Regions from separate parts of the Homo sapiens genome. Here region 1 is linked to region 2. Evidence: chromatin loops called from intact Hi-C (ENCODE). Cell type or tissue: A673. All regions are shown on one strand.

Region 1 (5,000 bases), 55 kb after region 2:
ATGGTTTCAAGATTCATTCATATTGCAGCTTCATTCCTTTTTACAGTTGAATACAATTCCATTGTATTGATATACCTTGTTTTGTGTATCCATTCATCAGCTGATGGACACTTGAACTGTTTCTACCTTTTGGCTATTGTGAATTGTGCTGCTGTGAACATCTGTGTACAAGTTCATGTTTAAACACCTATCTTTCATTATTTGGAGTATACATCTAAAAGTGGAATTGCTGAGCCAGACGTGGTGGCTCATGCCTGTAATCCCAGCACTTTGGGAGGCCCAGGTGGGTGAATCATTTGAGGTCAGGCATTGGAGACCAGCCAAGCCAACACGTGAAACCCTGCCTCTACTGAAAAAAAAAAAAAAAAAAATTAGCCAGGCGTGGTGACAAGCACCTGTAGTCTCAGCTACTTGGGAGGCTGAGGCAAGAGAATCACTTGAACCCAGAAGGCGGAGGTTGCAGTGAAACAAGATTGCACCACTGCACTCCAGCCTAGGTGACAGAGCAAAACTCCATCTCAAAAAATAAATAAATAAATGTGGAATTGCTGAATCATATGGTAATTCTATGTTTAACTTATTGAGGAACCACCAAACTGTTATCCACAGTGGGTGCACCATTTTACCCTGCAACCAGCAATGTATTAGTGTTTCCATATCTTATTTTATAAACAATTGACCAAGAGTACAATTTTACCCAAAAAGCTAAATGGTCTATAATGGGCATGTTTTGGCAGCCTACCAACCTGCCCACATACCTTTTTGCTGGAAGATATACCCTTGCTCTAGAAGAGTAGACCAATGCAGCCTTTTTTTTTTTTTTTTTTTTTTTTTTTTGTCCAATAATCCCACCCCTGACAATTGATAATTCGGCCAGGGATGGACTGACCAAGGAAGCCAATCTATTGGATAGTCAAGAACCAGGTTCTCTTTAGAGACTGTGACGAGGCTCTGGGAATAAAATGTCATATAAAGTTGGGATCATGACAAGCACAGTAGGAAGCCAATGCCATCTGCAAAATGAAATTTCAGGGGAAAGGAAGAAAGTGTGCAAAAAACATTAATAAAATAAGAAAAACTAGCCTGTACTGTACAAAGACAAGCAGTGGTGAGAGAGTATATATAATCTTGAATACTGACAGGTTATAATTTCATGAGGTCTGCCTCGAATTTGTTTTCTGATCATGAGTATTCGCAAGATTGTTTGCTATCATTTATTTAAAATAAACCCCTTTGTTGTTTGAGATACTCTGAGTGAATTTCTGATTCCTGCAACAAGCTGCAAACAAGTTCTGATTACCTTAACTTTATTGTCCTTGTTAGTTTTAAATAGCTTAAAGAAGTTATTTACTAGTCACTGAATTTAAGTAACTTGTATAGGAAATTTTAAAACAATCTGTCAGTGTTTTTTAATCACATTATTATAACCTTCAAAAAATGGTCTTTTTCCCCTGAAGACTCAAAGATTCTTATGGGAACAGACCTTAAAAGATGACCTTTTCAATTTATCCCTAGGTTCTGCTTTTCTAAATATATGCCACAGAATTCTTGAGTTTTCTCTCTTAAAATAGAAAGCTAAATGCAACTATATTATAGCTAACAGAATAAAAATTTCACAATCATCTAGAAAAAAACCCCTGACAACCAGTCAGATCAAGATTCCCTTGATATTTCCCTACTCCAGAATTTTAGATTACCTATTCTATGAAACAATCCACTGTAAAATCTAAAATGTTTACCTCTTATTCTAGTATTACAAATACATAAAAGTTTCATATAACAGAGGCAAGTTAGTAACTTCTAGTTAAAAACTAATACTGTAACAAACAACATACCTCAAATATAGCCCAAACTACATGTATGTTAAACTATATGTAGGCTATCATTTCATAGTAACTGCAAAGACACAGCACATGTCATTTTAAATTAATTGTAGCATCTACTCAAAATTATGAGTTTTTAACCAAGAAAGTTGAGTACTATCCTCTACTGAAAATCTTTAATAGAACAGACACACATAAAAAGGCAAGGACACACATTTTCTTTCAAGTCCTTCAATTCAGTAAAGACAACCACAATCAAATTCTTAACCACTCTGTAGGCTTCTAATGCCTACTGGCAAAACTCTAGATTGTAAAATTGTATTTACAATCATATAAAACATTCTGATAATACCAAACCTAAATTTATTTTATAACACAATGACTTCTCTTTGGGAGTCTGGTATTATTAAAAACTGAACTTACATTTCTTATATGACCATGTAAAAACATGATTTTACCACTAGGTAACAAACTCGGACAACTCATCTGTAAACATGAGACTCCTCTTATATGTCTCCACATAGCTGAGTTAAATTAACCATATGAATGATGATATCGCATATTTTTCTTTCGAAAATTTAAATGTTAAAAAATCACTAACACTATATAAAATTCAGAATCTTGAAAGTCAAATAATGGTATTTAAATTTTTCTACTATGAAAAGCATGCTAAATTTTTCTCTGACATTTTCAAAGCAGTATAATGCTTGAAATTTCACCACCGATACATCAACCAACCAGACAGACATGATTCTCTCAAAGAGCTTATGGTCTCTTGTACACATTTACAGGCAATTATAACTACAACACAGCACACAAGGAGCAACTAATAATCAGGCCTAAAGATAAGATTTCTCAGAGAATATGATGTCTAAATTCAGAAAGGCTTTGTAGAAGTAGCACAATAATCAAGAAAACAGGGAAAAGGTAGAGCAGGCAGTTAGGCATATGAGGAGGGCCTAGAATGAGAGAACATAATTAAGGAACTAAGGAAATCAAGATTCAATTGGAATAGAATGTACAGTGAGAGGCAGACAGTAAAAGACATGTTTAAAAATCATGCAATGATTCATTTTAAAGAGTCGATTTTATTCTAAGACATTTACTCCAGCTACAGTATAAGAATTCATTGGCAAAGTAAACTAGCACCACAGAAAGCAAATAAGGAAGTATGTTAAGTAATCCAGAAAAGAGATGACAGTGGCCTACATTAGAAAGAAAGAAAGAACGAAAGAATGGAAGGAAGGAAGGAAGGAAGGAAGGAAGGAAGGAAGGAAGGAAGGAAGGAAACTGAGCTGAATCAGTAAGAACAGTAGGAGAGGAAGGTGTAGTAAACAAGTAGTTGAAGAATACTTTGCTTTTTCTGGATTGGGCAAGTAAAAGACTCCACCAAATCAAGGAAAAAACGTGAATATTCAATGTGAGTATGAAAGAAGCAGTAAGTTCAGTTTCAGACATGTTCCACTGGGTATACTATGGGACATGGAAATGCAGCTATCCACTAAATGGTCTGATACTCAAGAATAATCTAAGCTGGTGATAGGCATTTCAAAATTCATCAGTATATAGATAGTAATTTAAGCCACAGCAGTGAGTGGGAACACCCAGAGAGAGGATGCAAAGGAAGAACAAAGCCAGTAACTGAAGCCTAAGCAGTGCCAAAAATAAGGGCAAGAACACAGAAAGAAGTGAGTCCAAAACCATGTATATAATACACTAATTATAACTACAGAAATCAAAATAAAGTTTTTTTGTAGAAACAAAAGCTTAGCATCATACTGCCAGCGAAAAATAATTGGAAGGCAGTTGTAGAGTTCCTCAAATCTAGCCCAATCACCTTGATTTGGTAAATAATTTAAAGATAAAGTTTAACAATATAGTGAGATTCTAGATCTAAATAATATAAGCATCTTGAAAATAAAAACATTATCTAGTTATAATTAGTGTCTCAAAAAACACTACTGGCCAGGCACAGTGGCTCGTAACTGTAATCCCAAGACTTTGGGAGGATCACTTGACACCCAAAGTTCGTGACCAGCCTGGGCAACACAGAAGGAGCCTGTCTCTACAAAAAAATTAAATAAAATTAGAAGGCTGAGGCGGGAGGATCACTTGAGCCCAGGAGTTCAAGGCTGCAGTGAGCCATGATTGTGTCACTGCACTTGAGCCTGGGTGACAGAGTGAGACCCTCCCTTTAAAAAAAAAATCCAGTGAAGAAAGAGTTTGGGAAAAAATTTAAGAAATAAAAATTTAAATTTAAATTTAAGTTAAAAAAAAAAAAAAAAAGTCCAGGCATGGTGCCTCACACCTGCAATCCCAGCACTTTGGGAGGCCAAGGTGGGCGGATGGCTTGAGCCCAGGAGTTTGAGACCAGCCTGGGCAACATGACAAAACCCCATCTCTACAAGAAAATATAAAAATTAGCCACGTGTGGTGGTACGCACCTGTAGTCCCAGCTACTTGGGAAGCCAAGGCAGGAGGATTTCCTGTGCCCAGGAAATCGAGGCTGCGGTAAGGCATGATCACACCACTGTACTCCAGCCTGGGGAACAGAGCAAGACCCTGTCTTGAAAAAATATAAATATAATAACGATAAAAGAAAAAAGAATATACTTCCAGTTTTTATTGTAATCTTAACTGACATCTTACACTTTTTCAATCTCACATCTCACATGTTAAGACGGTAACATGATCCTTCCCTCCAACTAAAAGTTTAAGCATAATCTTAATTATGTTTTGAGAACCTTTAGTTAAAATATATGAATGCGTTAATAACTGAAGGGTCGGGTGTGCTGGCTTATGCCTGTAATCCCAACACTTTGGGAGGCCGAGGAAAGAGGCCAGGAGTTCAAAACTAGCCTGGGCAACATAATGAGGCCTTGTCTCCACAAAAAAAAAAAAAAAAAAAAATTAGCCAGGTGTGGTGGCACACACCTGTAGTCCCAGCTACTCAGGCAGCTGAGGTGGGAGGATTGCTTGAGCCGGAGGGGCTGAGGCTGCAGTGAGCCTAGACTGTGCCACTGCACTACAACCTGGGTGACAGAGTGAGAACCTGTCTCAAAAGAAACAAAACAAACAAAATAAACTAAAAGGAATGATAATGTAAAACAAATGAAAAATAGCAAAAAAAAAAAAAAAAAACCTGAATCAAATTTTTCCAACACAAATGGTAAAAAT
Region 2 (5,000 bases):
CACAACACATATTTATGATTGAAAAAGACATTTCACAAAACAATATTTATCTTTATTACATGTGATGTACCATTTTCTCTATTCCATTTTTTCAAATGTTCATACCTAGTAAATTTTTGTGTTCTGTGAATCAATTTAAACAAAAAGGGGAAGGGGGGAAAACAGACAAGGCATACTATTAGGTTAAGTGAGAAGCACCCAACATGCATAGAAGAAAATCCTACCCAAGGCAGGAAACACAAGCCTTAGTCCCAGCTTTGCCTGAGACTTTGCAAGCCTGGACATATGCTCAGGTTTGTACTCTTAGGAAGCACACCACATCAGGAAAACAGAATGTAAGGCAACATCTGCACACCTCCACTCCTAACACCTAGTGTTGCCTGACACAAGGGGAAATTCCTGCTCAGGAAACAGGATAGTAAGGCAGACGCTGACTCTGAAGTAATCTGCCTAGGTTAAAATCCAAGCATGACCACTTTACTAACTATACGACCTTGGGCAGGTTAATTAACTTCTCTCTGGCGAGATTTCCTCATATGACAACAGGATAATAAATGACCCTGCCTCATAGAGTTGTTAAGAATTAGTTATCATATGCTTGCTTGGCACATAGTAAACACTGTATCAGTGTTTTCTATTATTATGCATCACACAAAAGGAAACCTCCTCTACCTAAATCTTACAACAATGGTTTTAGATATTAAAAGTTTCTTAAGATGTGCAAATAACTTGAGCACAATATATCAGGAAATAGATCTTATCTACTGAATACCACTGAATAAGCAATGCTTTAGCAAGTAGGTCTTTTACAGTCTGTTTTAGCTTACAGTCCAATAATTCTATGTAGGCAGATGGTAGCCTACCGGCAAATGACAGCTCTGCCCATTATTCCTGCAACTCTCAAATTAAAACAATAACAAAACACTACCTACTACTATCTGAACTTCAGGGCCTTTTAAAGCCATGGGGGCTGTTTCCTTGGAGCTGAAAAATGCAAAACAAACACATCTTCTGCTCAAGCCGAAAAATCTTCTTAACTCAAAAATCTCAAAAAATGTTTGCCCTAGAAAAATGCATTCAAATGGTTTGTCTATTCCATTTATATAACAATTGTATCACTCATATCCCTCTTCCAAAGCATACATCATACTTTATGGAATTTTTGAATGGATCTGAATGGCTTTCCAAAACTAACTGGTATTATTTCTACACAAACATAGAAGTTACCATCAAGCATTACTATCTTGCCTAATTACAAGTTGAAGGCAGATCTTCTGGCATATTCACAAAACATTTAATATAAAAACGCCCAGAATGCTAATGATTCCCCTCTTCACCCACTAATAATTCCAGGGTGAGAAGTTAAGCTCAAGTCCATTTACTTTCCTTCTGTTATGATATATTATATCTATATCATCAGTGATCTTTAATCAATATATTACTTTAAAATTCTCATATTTCTATATTTAAAATTCTATTACTTTTCTCAATTAAAAAAAATTCAGGGTATGATTTTAGTACCCTGCTATGTACTGAAGAGAACTAGTAAATAATGTTCCCTTGATTTAAAATAGGAAAAAACAGGTGATTCTAAAAATTGGGTCAAATATAACAATCAATCTTAGAATATTTATACTATCTTTTCCTATAGTTAATAGTAATTTCCAGGAAACAAGGTGATTTTTCAAAAGCCATCTGTTTAAATACATGGGGGCTTATCTTCATGAGACACAACTAGAAAAAAAATTTTCAACTTTAGTTTTCACACCTGAGCATTAATAATTGCCTTTTTCTTTAACCATGGTCCGTGTTTCCTTTTTGTAAGCTAGTTTAATTTAGTGTTTCAGCACACACTGAGTAAAAATCTTTACCATTTTTTACAGGGTTGCTTAAGATCACCCTCTTTTCCATAATACATTCCTTATTCTTCATAAATGACAGAAAGAAAACTCTTAAATATGTGAAGCAAACCATTTTAAAAAATACCAATTTCTGGTTTTAACACTGGTAAAAAAAAAAATCCAAAATCTAACCAAAAGGAAGTCACAACAAGCATTCTATAATATAAACAGACAGTATCCACATAGTTTATTTCTCACAGTTCTCCTGACAAATGAACATCATTCAAGAACATACTGTATACACAGATAAGAAGAAACATACAAAATGTTTTAAATGATGCACAACAAAATCCAGCAGTATAAAAGAATGCATGTGAACCCTTGCTCACTGTGCAGACTAAATTTAATCACTTGTTTAAATAGTAATAAAAATACAATCTTTTATGGATCTTGTGCAGACTACAAAAGAGGGAAATTATTACCATATATATGATTTTTATATTAGGCAGTTTTCTTTGATGAGTTGTACTGACAACTCCAAATACAGAGGCAGAAGGCTGTGTATTTTAAAGGAATTAATGTTGTGAATTAGAAACTTTACACAGTTACTACCACTGGCACTTTTCACCATAGTTTGTACACATCACATGATCATCTTATATAACATTACATTTAAAAAATATATCTGAGTGACAATTTTATAACATTCACACACCATGAGCTGGTTAAGGAAGCAATGCCACAGTTGCCTCCTGTAGTGCTTCACTGTTGGTAATTAAGGACAATTCATTGTGGTTAAAAGAAATTAGATATCAATATGATTAAGCAGCTCCAATTTACTAAAGGCCATCAATGACCACCACTGGGACAGTGAGTTCTTTTAAAGTGTATATCCTAGAAGCAAACACCATCATTGGTTAAAACTTTGTCTAAAGAAGTCAGTTTCTGTGCTGAAAACTATTTTCACAAAACTGAAGGCTACTAAACTGTTTTAATATAAATACTTTGTCTTCTCATTATCATATTTATGACCAAGTTCTTTGAAACCTTTGGAATTTACTCTCTCTTTAATGTGTGCTCTCGTTCCATCTCACCCATTTAAGATCACCACCTAAAACGCAGTGGTGAAAAATTCACCAGGGAAACCTTTGCTCACCAGGAATGTTCAGCTGCTGAACAGTGATCTAGAGCCACAACGGTGCAGAGCTGTACTTGACGAGAACACTCAGGAAGCTCTCATGCTGTGAGTGTCATTTCTGGGAAAGCAGAGAATCTTTCCAAACTGTGCACATAATTAACAATGATACCATTGCTATGTGTTGAAGAGGACTAGTAAATGATGTTCTCTTCCATGTCATCTGTTTGCTGGAAAGTAGTTTGGGTCAAGGTAATTGTAACTGGTGCCCTGAGACACACAGTAGTCTCTGTCTAAGAATGTCTCTGACCTATAAATAGGTTCTAATTGGTGATCTTCCTTGTGAATATCTGTTTCATGTAGACTGTAAAGAAAAAAAGACACACATCATTACATGGTAGTGGATGCATTTTAGTCTGTGTATTACAAAGCTTCCTCACAGCTCTCCCTGTTTAAATCCATTAATCTATCAAAATCTCCAACGGAAAGTTACTTGACATGTGGTATGATTACAGAAAAAAATTAATTGCCTAGAACAACAAAATTTAATTCACTAAGTGTGGGTATTAATATTTTCTATGTTTGGAAATCAAATTCACTAATGGCTGAGAAGCTCTTTTCTTGTCTAAGTTGAAGACTGACAATGAAGAAAACACTTACCAGTCTGAACAAGAATCACAGAAATCCAAAGACATTTCTGGAGGACAATCCTGGCAATGCCACCGAACACCCTGGATGGGTTCTATGCCACAGTTATCACACTATAACAGATTCAGAGAGAAAATGTATTAAGTTATACTGTTCCACGATCTTTTTTATTTTCCACAAGGAAACACATGATGTGCACACAGACATCTTCTCTTCTCTCTCCATGCACAGGACAGTAATATAACACACAAATGGTTATGTGTTAGAGACAATTTCTAGCAAACTAGGTAAAATTCCATCCACTCAATATCAAGATATGGGTGAGTGAGAGGAACATTGGAAGGGATAATCTTCAATCAGCTTAAATTTATTTAAAAATTTTTAAAAGTAAATCATCTCCAACTTGGGTGTTTTGTTATTTGTAATCATCTACTTGAAAGGTACCTCAGACCACTGTATGATGACTATGGTTGAGAAACAGAGAGTTAATACCATAGTTAAAACTATCCAAATACTGGTTAAGGAAGCAATGCCACAGCTGCCTCCTGTAGTGCTTCACTGTTGGTAATTGATACAGAATTGTTTTAGCAGGTTCTCTTGGCTAACATAAACCCAGGCAACAATGAAATTCTGTCTAAACTTTTATCTCTTATTGAATCGCTCTCCCAAAGCCTAAAGACTCCTAATAACCAATGCCCATCATGTCAAAAAGGCAGATCTAGCTCTTTCTCAGCGTGGTGGCATTGTGACAGTCCTCAGTGTGTTCTGTGCACTTTTGGAAATCAAAGGATCTATCATTTCTAGTTTCTTTGATCATCTGGTCAACTATAGTGGCTGACAGAATGGCAAACAAGCCATGGCTGGGTTTTGCAGCAAAATTAGGAGAAGTGAAGCAAGTTTTTCTGAAAGGCCAGAGCTGCCAGTTAGGAAAATCTCTATTGGAGAAACAGGGTCACTGAAAGATCAAGAGGGAAAATCATTTAATATAGTATGGTTACTGGCTACTCTAGAGGATCAAAGGTATAACTTTGTTTTTAATTTGGTTTACCAGTCACAGCACACATCAGTACTTTCATGTGCACCCACCAACACCACCAAGTTTATGGTCTCATTATTACTTCCTCCAGTCCAACCAAGTCAATTCTAATGCCTAAAGGCTTCTCAAACTTGCCAATCTTTATTTCCATGGCCACCAGTCAAGTTCAGGACACCCTCCTCTTTTGTCTAAATTATCAAAAGAATCTCTAACCAGTTTCCTTGACTCTAGTCTTGCCTTCCTCTAATTAAGTTTCCATACTATGGCCAAAATGATGAGGGGAAAAGCTGGTCAGTTCCAAACCCACTGCTTTCCTAAAGATCATCACCCCCAATAGTTT

What was found. Peaks named below come from ENCODE experiments on the same cell type or tissue, not always from the same donor. Only the 100,000 strongest peaks of a DNase experiment are listed, where the experiment ranks them.
Region 1: it touches region 2 in a loop (6-fold over the local background); 2 of 110 quality-filtered maps call a loop at or near these places.

Annotation. Positions count from the first base shown.
Region 1 is chr1:77,617,425-77,622,424 of GRCh38, forward strand. The region is part of intron 5 of ZZZ3 (zinc finger ZZ-type containing 3); the gene reads right to left. Among named protein-coding and RNA genes, the nearest start is that of ZZZ3, 63 kb to the right of the region's middle. In A673, no CTCF peak of the experiment used is centred here; a DNase peak (open chromatin) is centred at 3,117; H3K27ac peaks cover 4,645 bases.
Region 2 is chr1:77,562,445-77,567,444 of GRCh38, forward strand. It overlaps ZZZ3 (zinc finger ZZ-type containing 3), which reads right to left. Exons shown (of 15, transcript NM_015534.6): 14 at 3,637-3,737; 15 at 1-3,340. The coding sequence ends at 3,196. Among named protein-coding and RNA genes, the nearest start is that of ZZZ3, 120 kb to the right of the region's middle. In A673, no CTCF peak of the experiment used is centred here; a DNase peak (open chromatin) is centred at 3,057; H3K27ac peaks cover 2,713 bases.